Regions from separate parts of the Mus musculus genome. Here regions 1 and 3 are each linked to region 2. Evidence: chromatin loops called from intact Hi-C (ENCODE). Cell type or tissue: left cerebral cortex. All regions are shown on one strand.

What was found. Peaks named below come from ENCODE experiments on the same cell type or tissue, not always from the same donor. Only the 100,000 strongest peaks of a DNase experiment are listed, where the experiment ranks them.
Region 1: a loop joins it to region 2, with 3 times the contacts of the local background. A loop is called at or near these places in 3 of 42 quality-filtered maps.
Region 3: it touches region 2 in a loop (2.6-fold over the local background); 3 of 42 quality-filtered maps call a loop at or near these places.

Annotation. Positions count from the first base shown.
Region 1 is chr2:10,824,207-10,828,206 of GRCm38, forward strand. It overlaps Gm31729 (a long non-coding RNA gene), which reads left to right and starts at 1,539. Exons shown (of 5, transcript XR_865970.1): 1 at 1,539-1,616; 2 at 1,738-2,104; 3 at 2,278-2,330; 4 at 2,453-2,730; 5 at 3,577-4,000. In left cerebral cortex, a CTCF peak has its summit at 1,532; a DNase peak (open chromatin) is centred at 1,507; H3K4me3 peaks cover 408 bases.
Region 2 is chr2:11,057,587-11,061,586 of GRCm38, forward strand. Gm13264 (a long non-coding RNA gene) reads left to right here. Exons shown (of 4, transcript XR_374005.3): 4 at 836-2,543. Among named protein-coding and RNA genes, the nearest start is that of Gm13264, 23 kb to the left of the region's middle. In left cerebral cortex, CTCF peaks have their summits at 2,297 (motif pointing left) and 2,502; a DNase peak (open chromatin) is centred at 2,294.
Region 3 is chr2:10,831,311-10,835,310 of GRCm38, forward strand. No RefSeq gene overlaps it. Among named protein-coding and RNA genes, the nearest start is that of Gm31729, 7.6 kb to the left of the region's middle. In left cerebral cortex, no CTCF peak of the experiment used is centred here; a DNase peak (open chromatin) is centred at 2,300.

The sequences.
Region 1 (4,000 bases), 230 kb before region 2:
AATAAATAAATAAATAAATAAATAAATAAATAAATGTATGTTCAGAGGAAGTATCCACACAAAATACTTAGAGGACAGTACCCATGGCTGAGATGGCTCAGTGATTAAGAGCACTGACTGCTCTTCCAGGTCCTGAGTTCAATTCCCAGCAACCACATGGTGGCTCACAATCATCTGTAATGGGATCCACTGCTCTCTTCTGGTGTGTCTGAAGACAGTGACAGTGTACTCATAGAAATAAGGTAAATAAATCTTTAAAAATAAAAATAAATAAATAAATAAATAAACGTTTAGAGGAAATATCCACACAAAATACTTAGAGAACGGTATCCAGGGCTTTGTCTCTGTATTGATTTGGTGCTTGCCTAAGAGGGTGACAGGGTGAAGCCACTAAGAAGCACTAATGTATGTGTATGTGTGTGAGTGTGTATATGTGTGTGTCTGTGTATCTTGTGTGTGTGCATGTGTTCCTAAAGTCTGGCTGTCAGAAAACACTTCATGCTATTTTTTCTGGATAGTCCACGTCATTAGAATACTTAAACTATCATCTTGGGCGGTTGCTGGCTATTTCGCCAGACTAGATCTAGGTTTCTGAAGTGTGTTGAGTCCCTGCAGCCTGTAGAGATATTTAGGGAGAAGGCAACATTAAATGAGGAAAGACAAAACCCTTAGCTTCAGTAGCACCCATTCTTGTATGTCTTTTATAGGTGTGTATGTGTTCATGTGTGTGCATGTGTGCTTGAGTGTCCCGGGGAGTGTGTATAAATGGAAGCCAGAGGTTGATATCCAGTGTCTTTCTTAGTCATAGATAATTTTTGAGACAAGGTTCCTCCTTTAACCTGGAGCTCACCAGGCTAGACTGCCTGGCCAGCTCTGAGGGTTTTTCTGCCCACTCCCTGGTTCTGGATTACAGACTTAGGCCACAGCACTAGGCTTCTAAAGTGAATGTAGGGCTTACAAGCTCAGGCGGGTTGCAAACAAGCCATGGTTGCTGAGACCCCTTCCCAGTCCTGGGGTTATCTGCTTTTATTGTGAAAGTGCACATTCTGAAGTGCCGTTTCTGAACCTGCAGCTGCAGTAGCCTGTGCAACACAATGCTCCTATCAGGGGAAGCCATCGGTGTTCGAGCAAAGACGTTCGTTCTCATTCTCTACACATCAATTACCTCTGATTAAAGTTCAGGGAAAGATGCGTCTACTTGGGTATCTGTATTTAACTGATTGCAGCCGTAGCGGAATGCCTCATTCTGTCCTTATGTTTGAAGCTGAACTGATGAGAGGCGACATGTGTAAAATCGTAAAGATTGCAACCTGTGTTTGAATGGGTATGAATCAGAAAGTAAAGAGGGTAGGAATTTCTCCGTGAGTGTTAGTTTTCTTTAAACTATATATTTAAAGGGCGCCAGAAAGCATCACGTTTTTCGTTTGGAGAAGAAGAGTCCTGGGCTGCACCCCAAGCCTCAAGCGCTTGAGGAAGTGTGTGGAAGGTTGTGCTACCTCTGCGATTGTTTCAGAAGGTTGCTGCCACCTATCGGCGCCTGTGAGTATCTGCACTCGTGCTTGTTTGGAGGAAAAGAAAACCCAAACAGAATCGGAGGGAATTAGGTGCCAAGAAAGGTGAGTTTACGAAATGAAAGCCGATAATCGGGGGGGGCACAGCGAAGGAGATCGGTCCTCTAAGCCAAGAGGTACAGCTCTTTCCCCTGCCCTAAAGGTGAAATAAGATAATCTTTCACAGACCTGATCTCGGGGAAAGGAGACAGCCAAAACAAAAGCAACCCCACCCACCAGTGGCTCACAACTGCTCCTCACACACTGCAGTAAGCGCCTGACGGCTTAGCCCCTGTTTACACTCACTACAATAATTGCAACACGACGCATAATGTTCAAATTAGTTCTGAAAAAGTATTTGTTCCACTTGTTTATATCCTCTAAATCCTTGAATCTTTGGACTCTGCTACGTGGAGGGAACTTGGCCAAGGGATCTTTTTAAGAAATACATCTTATAAGAGCCTTTCGGAAACATCCCCAACAAGACATCATCAAGGCTGTGTGTGAGGGCTGACTCTCTTCAGGAATCAACCAACTAGACCGTGGGAGCCCAGGTATGTGGTGAAACACTGCTGGGTTGTTTCCAGATGAGTCTAATGTTTAACTCAATAGACCAGGGACAGAGATAGTTTCCTTTACTGCGAGCTTTTCTTAATGGAAGGCAGACTCCTTTGCCAACAGCGGCTCTCAAACTAGAACACAGGTTTTCCTTGCCTTTGATTTCTAGTGGAACGCCAGCTCTTTCTTGACCTCAAGTCTCAAGCTGGCAGCGGGCTGAAGGTAAAGTATCCGCACAGGGTCTCCTGAAGGCCAGCTCGCCTGCTGTTTTGGAGTAGTTTCAACCTCCATGATCATGTGAGTCAGCTCCTCATAGTAAGCGCCCATGTCCTGTTCTCTTGCAGTTCTGGAGAACCTGATTAACTCACTGGAGTAAAGCATTTCCAAGATGATGTATTCAGAGTCCACATCCCCAAAGAAGTCTCAGGCCAAGCAATTAGCAAACAGAGAAACTGAGAGCCAGACCCAGGGCCTTTTGGCTTTTTCTGCCTTCTCTGTGTTCACCCCCATTTGTTCACAGGAAGCAATCGCTGAACACAGCTGACACTTTGAGGTTCTTGAATGCTTTGCAGTAACCTCAGTGATAAAATCTACACCCAACATCTCTGTCCCTCACAACGTGGTAGGTAGCCTTGTCATCTGCAGCATCACATTCTCCTGGTTACTGTCCCGCATCATCAACTGCCCCGGCTTCGGTGGTCTATGTTTTACTTGTGTCTGTGCCTACAAAGCTCTTGCCTAGATCTCTTCGCCTTCCACATTTTGTCTCTTCCGTGCTGCCTGTATGTTGACTTCCACGCTCATATTTTTAATACCAAAATCATCCCAACGCTCCAGATTTGTATAACTGGGCTGTCCCCAGATACCGAGTGAGTAATTTAAACTGAACACTGTTGCACACACAATGCAGTGCCTGAGTGTCTCCTTGCAAGTCCAGTCTAGTTCCTATTGGATGCTTGTACGCTCATCCCCACCGTAGCATAAGCTATTTTTTTTTCTTCATTCCTGCTTTTCCCCAAGCATCAAAAACTAGACTTCTCTGTAAGCCTGGGACAACTCGGCTTCAATGCTTCGTCCTGAGGGAATTGCTGGCCTGTCACTACTGGTCACTAGGCTTGAATTCTTGCATTTGGTACTGTTCAATGGTACTGAAGATCACCCTCGGCATCGCACATGCTAAATAAGTGCACATAGATTCCGGTCCTTTACTGACTAAGCTCCTCCCAGCTCTGCTATCTGTCTTCTTGCCCTGGTTGTTTCCTTCATAGCCCTTTTCGCTGGCTGAAATAGTTTGTTTTTACTTATTTGTGACCTCATCCCACCCTCGATTAGAACATAAACTCATCTTGTTTTCAACTGTTTAATGAAAAGTAATAGATGCTGGATCCAGATATATTGCATAAATAGCAGATGAATCCATTTCTCAAAAGATGTCTGGAAACGTTTAAACACTGTTTTTTTTTTCCAGTGTTCCCAGCAGAAGACAGCAAAAGAAACAGCGTCTTGTATGGTGTCTCTGGTCGACTTTGCCCTCACTTTGCCATTCTTAGGTATCTGAGTTTTCAAGGAGTAGCCCGTCTGTCCTACGCCCTGTTGTTACCACCTATTTGGCTTAATGTATGTCCAATGGTTGAAGGAAGAAATCTACCTTTAAATGCTGCAAATTAGCCCTTCCCATGAAACCAGGGCAACATCACATAATAACATCCATGAAATAACATCTCACTCTAACGGCCAATAAATACCAAATCTAATCACATGACTAGTTTGATTTGTCGGAGATCGAAGCTGCTTATTTTTTAATGAACTTGAATATACACGAACTCCTCTGCCTGACATCACTACCTAGTAAAAGCTTCCGTTCATCTCACTTTGGTTCCTCCGAAAACCTG
Region 2 (4,000 bases):
TTTCATGATTAACTCTTAACAAGGGGCTGGCGAGATGGCTCAGCAGATAAGAGCGTTGACTGCTCTTCCCAAGGTCCTGAGTTCAAATCCCAGCAACCACATGGTGGCTCACAACCATCCATAATGAGATCTGACTCCCTCTTCTGGTGTGTCTGAAGATAGCTACAGTGTACTTACATATAATAATAAATCTTTAAATAAATCTTTAAATAAATAAATAAAACTCTTAACAACATAGGCAGAGAAGGCTCTTAACTCCATATAGACTGTGTGGAATAACACAGAGATAACATTATAGTCAACACAAAACCCCTCAGAATACACACATTCCCATTCTAACCATTTTTCTTCCACATAATACCAGAAGGCCTGGCAAGAACAACTAAACAAGAAAAATAAATAAACAAATAAATTTAAAACACCCAATTCAGAGAAAAAGGTACAACTGTTTCTGATGACAGAATCATGCACATAGAAAATTCTAGAGATTCAGCCAAGAAACTTAGAACTACTACATTTAGTAAGTTATAGTAAAAAAAATATATATATATCATGCAAAATAGTTTCATCTCTCCACATAAATAATAAAATACTGAAAGGGAACATTTTAAAATGCAATTCCAGTATCAACAAAGACTAGGAAAAACTTAACCAGAAAGGTAGAAGACTCATAGACTTGAATATTGTAAAATGTTGATAAAGGAAATCACAGAAGACAGATATATCATGCCATTAAAGATTAGAATAATTAATATTGTTTAGATGTCCGTGCTATCCTCAAAGTCCTACAAATTTAATACAATTTCTAACAAAATTACCAATTATATGTTTACAGACAAAAAGAGATTGACTCTAAAATTCTAAAATATGGACCTACAGAAGACCCCAAATAGACAAAGAAGTCTTGCTCAAGAAGAACTAACTAGGGGCTGTGAATGTAGGTCATTTGTTACTGTTTGCCTAGCATGCTCAAAGCCCAGTACCTCATAAAGCAGGTATGTGGCTAGTGGCACCAGTCTGTCATCCCCAGCACCCTGGAGGAAGAGCCACGGGAAGTTCAAGCTCAACTGTCACTGCAAAGCTACCTTCAGGGTAGCTTGAGATACACGAGACCAAGAAGCGCCACACTTCCTAATTTTAACGTACATTACAAAAACATTACAAAGCTACATTGTCAACAACAGTATGTCACCGGCATAAAAATGGGCACATACAACAGTGGAAGAGCATAAAAAGCACAGAAATAAATTCCTATGGCTCTCGTCAGCTGATCTTCAACAAAGATGCCATACGGTGAAGGAAGCAGTCTGTCACCTGGAGGTTTATCAGTTGGCGTTCTTGAGGCAAACTCTCCCTGGTCAGAGTAAGAGGAGAAAAGCAGACTCCTTGTGATGTACACTAACATACACATGAACGCAGGAGCCCCTCTTCATACTACACATGAACACAGGAACCCCACAAGACACAAAACTCGAAGAAGGGCCAGATGACTGTGACAGATCTCCCACTTCATGGGGCAAGGGAAGCAATTTTAGGAGAGTAAATGATTTCTGGTGAAAATGAATAAAAAAAGAACAAAACAAAACAAAAATTAGAAAACAGAACATAGCCTGGGACCAAGCTCTTCAGAGGTGCAAACCGCGCTGGGGGCACAATGGAGCAACACTCAAGAAGCACTCCAGTGACAGCCTTTCAGGAGACCAATGGTGCATCTCTCCAGGAGGATGTGCCAACCACCCACCCATCCCCGATCTCTTTTGTACTGATTTATCTTCCCTGATAACGCAGTTTCGAGGAGAGAATTGACCATTCTCCACATCTCTTGGGATATCTCCATTTAGAAAATAAGGGGACATGGAAGTCAGAGCCGGAGATAAATGATCTCGCACGTGTTAACTTGGGTGAGTCTTGCAAAGATTCTGGGGTACAGACAAACATACAATTCCAATTCAGCTGAGGTTAAGCGGCATAGCCAAGGTTACCCCATGAACATCAGCTTGAGCCTGGTTGATTCCAAAATCACTTGATTTCCCATTCTAAAGTATCAAATAGCGTGTTTTCGAGTTGTGTGATTTGTGGGGCTCTGCGTTCATGTATCTTGATTTCTGTCCTCTCCCCATGGCTTCATAAACGTGTATATTGAGTTTTCTCACCATTGATATAATAAGAGTAAATGGCTTCATAATGAGAGTGTTAAACTATTATTGTGTTTTTGCGCTTTGCCTTAAGGCTATGTGCGGATGGCCCTAGTAACACAAGGCAGGAATCTTGAATTAATTTCTGCTGCCCTCTTGTGTCAGAGACTAGCAACGACGCCCTAGGAGGAAACGGGTACCTTGGCTTCGGTCTAATTTCTTTCCTTTTATTCATGGAGGGATCATGCCACTCTGAGAGAAGAAGTCTGAATTCTAAAATTTGATCTGTTCCAGAGAATCTTGGCTCACACGAAACACTCAGTAAAAGAGAAAAGAATGTGACTGTTTCCTTAAAACCAACCATTTCAGTATGTAATGGAATAAAATTAAATCAATACAACGCAATGCAATAAGCCTTCTTTGTCTCCTGCCTTCCATACAAACTGCCTCAAATCGGTTTCCAGTCCTAAGTAATGGCTTTTATTGAGTTACTGACAACTCCCTAAGGAAACCTGAGGAAATACTGGGCTCTGATAGGCTCTTATAGGGAATACTGGGCACTGATAGAGCTGATAGAGAATAGTGAGCTCTGATAGGGAGCACTGGGCTCTGATGGAGAGCACTGGGCTCTGATAGGGAGCACTGGGCTCTGATGGGAAGCACTGGGCTCTGATGGGGAGCACTGGGCTCTGATGGGGAGCACTGGGCTCTGATAGGGAGCACTGGGCTCTGATGGGGAGCACTGGGCTCTGATGGGGAGCACTGGGCTCTGATGGGAGCACTGGGCTCTGATGGGGAGCACTGGGCTCTGATGGGGAGCACCGGGCTCTGATGGGGAGCACCGGGCTCTGATGGGGAGAACTGGGCTCTGATGGGGAGAACTGGGCTCTGATGGGGAGCACTGGGCTCTGATGGGGAGAACTGGGCTCTGATGGGGAGAACTGGGCTCTGATGGGGAGCACTGGGCTCTGATGGGGAGCACTGGGCTCTGATGGGGAGCACTGGACTCTGATGGGGAGAACTTGGCTCTGAAAGGGAGAACTGGGTTCTGATGGGCTCTTATTTTTATCAGAGTGACAGTCTCTGTATCAGAAATGCAGGTGGATCTACCAATTTCTCCTTGGTCTGTCTCTGATAGGCCTTCACATTAGTTATATTGCTTTTTATTTATAATATTATTTATGGTGTTTATCATTCAGCACTTCAAAAGTACCTTCATCTTGAAGAGAAACTTGGATGAGTGACTTTTCTTTAAAACATTAAAGTCACCAATTTTAGGTGAGGGAGAGGTGTCTCAGTGACTAGGGTATATATGGCTCTTACACCGGACCCAAGTTTGATTTCCAGTACTCACGTGGTTCACAGCCACCTGTAACTTCGGCTTTGGTCAGCTCTGCAGACGCCTGCACTCACGTGCACACAGCTGCACACGTACAAATTTAAAAATAATTAATCCTTTAAAACTTCCCACTTTTAGCCTCCTGAGAAACAGGTGTTACATACACATCATATTTACTTTAAAAATTAATTTTTTTATATTTAAAAAGGATGCATTGATACATTAGATTATTGGGGGCTTCTTTGTTGTTATTGTTACTGTTGCTGCTGTTGAATGGTGGTTTTCTTTTGAGAAAAATCACACACACACACACACACACACACACACACACACACACACGCACGCACGCGCGGCTGTCCCAAATCAAATGCCAAATTACTTTTGTTTTTCCATTTCCCTTACTGTCTCTAAATGCCTCACCCAATTACTGCTAACACAGCTCTGCAGGTTGCTCCACCTGAAAAGCTTAGATCCAGCTCTATTACTTAAAGTGTGCACAGCAGAAGAATACCATGAAACAGAAAAT
Region 3 (4,000 bases), 230 kb before region 2:
GACTACTCACACATTGGTCTTATCCCCATTGAGCTGCACAGCCCTTGCTTGAATCAGCGTGGTGGTGTGCCCACTGCAGGTGCTCAATTAGTGTCTGTGGAAACTCCAAGAATTAGAAGGGCTCTGACGTTTAAAGCAGGAGAAAGTGCATCTTCTTAGATTCAGCAAATCTCCACGGGATGCCGGTTATGAGCCAGCAGGGACAGTGTTAGCTCAGTCACAAGCAGAATGCAGTCTTTAATTACAGGGAAGGCAAGTCTATCCTCAATGAGCTCTAATGAAGAGTGCTATCAGGGCCATCAAAAGGAGGGATCAGAGTACTGCTGCTCTTCACCGATCAAGTGCACCTGAGGATGATATTGGAGCTTGAAGAGGTTTTCCAGGATAGGTGACCTGTAGGCAAGCCTTGAAAATGTAATTTGTGTTCTACAGATTAGGCTATAATGCAATAAGATCATTGAGCAAAAATAATGAAAGTGTAGAAAAAAAAAGGTGCAAGCTGTGTTTGAAAATTATTGGCAAACCTATGTGTATGTGTGTGTGTGTGTGTGTGTGTGTGTGTGTATAGTACATGCCTGTATGTGTAAGGGTTGAGAGAAAAATATCACATGATGAGAATGGATAAGCAGTGAAAAGAGACCAACTGTGAAAGATAGCAGTACCTACTGGAGAGTTTGAATTCTGTATGATAAGCAAAAGGGACTCTGGAATGACTTGCAAACATATAAGGAAAATGATCAGGTTAGTGTGTTCAAAGGGTAATTGTGGGTCTATGATGAAACACAGAAGGAAATGAATAGTTTTATCCACCTATCAATTACCCTTACCTATACCCATACACATTTATGTCAGCATCTACATTTATCATCTATCATCCGCCCTTCATATCTCTAACTATCTATGTTTTTCTGTCTTCTACTATCTATTTATCATTTGTCCATGTCTGTCTGTCTGTCAATCTATCTGTCTTTCTGCCAACCTTTCTGTCTATAATCTATCTACTCCAGTGGTTTTCAACTGGGAACAATTTTGTCCTCAAAGGAGATTTGACAATCTCTAGAGGCAAAATGTTGAGTTGCCACAACTTTGGTAGAGGAAGGACTGCATTCCTTGCATCTAGTAGGTAGAAGCCAATGATACTGTTAAATTCCCTACCACACACAGAACAGCCCTCAGCATCAAAGAATCATCCATCCCCAGTAGTGTGAGGAAAGAAAACCTCTTGTCTACTTACATATAGAAACTGTCTTTGTGTTAACCCCAAGTAGAACTAAAGCAAGCAAACTTTTCAACTTGATACCAGCTACCTTCCTTCAACCTACACCTCAGTTTCTTTCAAAATCCTCAAATCTGAAGTAGCTCACTTGTGGTTCTTTCTCTGCTTAGAAGAAGCAGAGAAAAGCGTGGAATTTGTCTCTTTTGGCATTAGTGCTTGTTTTAGTCAGGGTTTCTATTCCTGCACAAACATCATGACCAAGAAGCAAGTTGGGGAGGAAAGGGTTTATTCAGCTTACACTTCCATACTGCTGTTCATCACCAAGGAAGTCAGGACTGGAACTCAAGCAGGTCAGGAAGCAGGAGCAGATGCAGAGGCCATGGAGGGATGTTCCTTACTGGCTTGCCTCACATGGCTTGCTCAGCCTGCTCTCTTATAGAACCAAGACTACCAGCCCAGAGATGGTCCCACCCACAAGGGGCCTTTCCCCCTTGATCACTAATTGAGGAAATGCCTTACAGCTGGATCTCATGGAGGCATTTCCTCAACTGAAGCTCCTTTTTCTGTGATAACTCCAGCTGTGTCAAGTTGACACAAAACTAGCCAGTACAGTGCTCTTCCTAAGGACATTAAATCTAGGGAGCTGGATATGTAAGTGAAAAAGTTTCAAGATGTGAAAAGCAACAGCCACTTTCAGAGAGTCCTCACTATTTCCCTGTGCGCCCACATTCTGATGCTATGTTTGCAGTGAAGGAAGCTAAAGCAAAGCATAGAGTTTGGAGAATAATCTCTCAGCTGGTGTCCATATAATACATGACAGAGCTGACCTAACCTAAAGCAGGTTGAGAAGCCAAGTATGAATGTCAGCCACCATGACATGTTTGTCTTGAGTATTCTACTCTTTTGTTATCATGTTTCCATTGGTGTTGATGTAATGAGTCTAATTTTATTTTACCTAAGGGAGCCTGGGTGTCTAAGGAGACATATATACTGCACCAAGCAGGTTGTCTTGTGAGTCAATTGAAAATGATGTTCCAGCAATGGGTACAGATGAGAGTATCTGGCTCTGCTTCACTCAGTGATGGTTAGTCCTGTGCTATTTTGAGAAAGAATGCTCTAGAATGAGTCATACCTGGCATTGTCTATGTTGCCTTAGCTGAGGCAACTGGAAGTTTCTCACTTTCTAAAATAAATACACAAGAGCTCTGAATCACCATTTATTATATATTCTCAAAACTACAGGTGTGGGACTAGAGGGATGGTTTCTTGTTGCTCGCACAGAGGACCAGAGTTTGGTTCTCAACACCCATTGGTGTTTGGCTCACAAACTCCTCTAACTACAGCCGCAGAAGATCCAGCTTCCTCCCGTGGCCTCTGTGGCCAGAATGTGCCACCTGCATATATGTGGCATATACTCACATGGACACACACACACACTCATACATAAATAAATAAAAAGTGAAATATATTTTCAAAATCATGTGAGTACATCTTGTCCAGAATGTTCACTTTCAAATTTGGCTTAGTCTAGTCATCTGTATCTAACATATTGCAGAACAAATATTTAGGGGATCATAAGGATTTTGATTCATTTTCTGGAACCCCTTTTCTTTGTAGGGTAGGTCTCTGTTGCTTTAGTCCTTGTCCAGCTCTGTGTAGAGGTTGGTATTAAGGTCCTGTCATGATGCCTGCTATGCTCGGCATGATTTGTGCCACCCTCCTCATGGTATGTGCATAGGGATTCAGGCTCAGGTCAGCTTTTACTAAAGGTACAGTCTCAAGGTGAATTTTTCTAGATTAAACCAGTACCCCATTCAGGACTGGGCCCCCTCCTCACCCTCCAACCTGACCATTCTATAAAGGAAGCAGTAAACTGGACATGGAAGCTGGGTATGGTGGTTCATGTCTATAATCCTAACATGGGTAACTTAGGCAGAAGGTTTGCTAGTTTGAGGTGAGCCTGGACTACATAATATTAAAGACAGGCCGGCAGACAGACAGACAGACAAACAGACAGGGAAAGATGACAACAAGAATGGGGACCAGTTACCTAAACATGGGTGATGGCAATGTAGGGAGGGAAAGCATTGTCTCTTTGACCATCTTGAGAGCCAAGGCCAGAGACCCAACTGCAAATGAGAAATTAGTTAGGGGAAATGACATACAGTTATTTAAGAAGCATTTTACTTGGCACAGGAGCCTTCAAAAAGGAAGGGCTAAAGAGATGGAAAAACCTATCTGCATTTTTATGTTAGTCTGAGGAAAATGTCACCACTTCAATCATGAAGAAACATGACTGGATAAAGAAGACTCAGCCCTCCTGCTAAGAAGCTGAGGCAGGGTGGACAGCAAGGCCAGCTTGTTGAGATTCTTTTCCCTTCTGTGTTCCTGTGCTTTCAGAGATTAGTGCTTCCTTATGGCACATGGGGGTGGGAGTGGGGCTTCCCCCATATAATCATTTTATAGCTTGTTTTCAACTTGGCTTTATAGGCTGACTCTATGGAGAAAGAGGGAGAGGAGCCCTAAGTTTTGTGGTCTGCTACTCCAGTTTTCCCAGTTTCCAAGTTGCCATACTTTGGGATAGTACCTTCCCCAACTAGAGAAGCTGGCAGATGAAGAGCTCACACGTGCCCTTCATTTGCTCTTTAGAGACCACTAGAAATATACATAAGTTGATTTTGAAGAAGAGACAATAGCCTTAGAAATTGAACCCCGGGGAACTCAGATCATCCTTGCAAATGGTCTTTATTGACAGAACCTTTGCTGCACACAGATAGAAGTAGG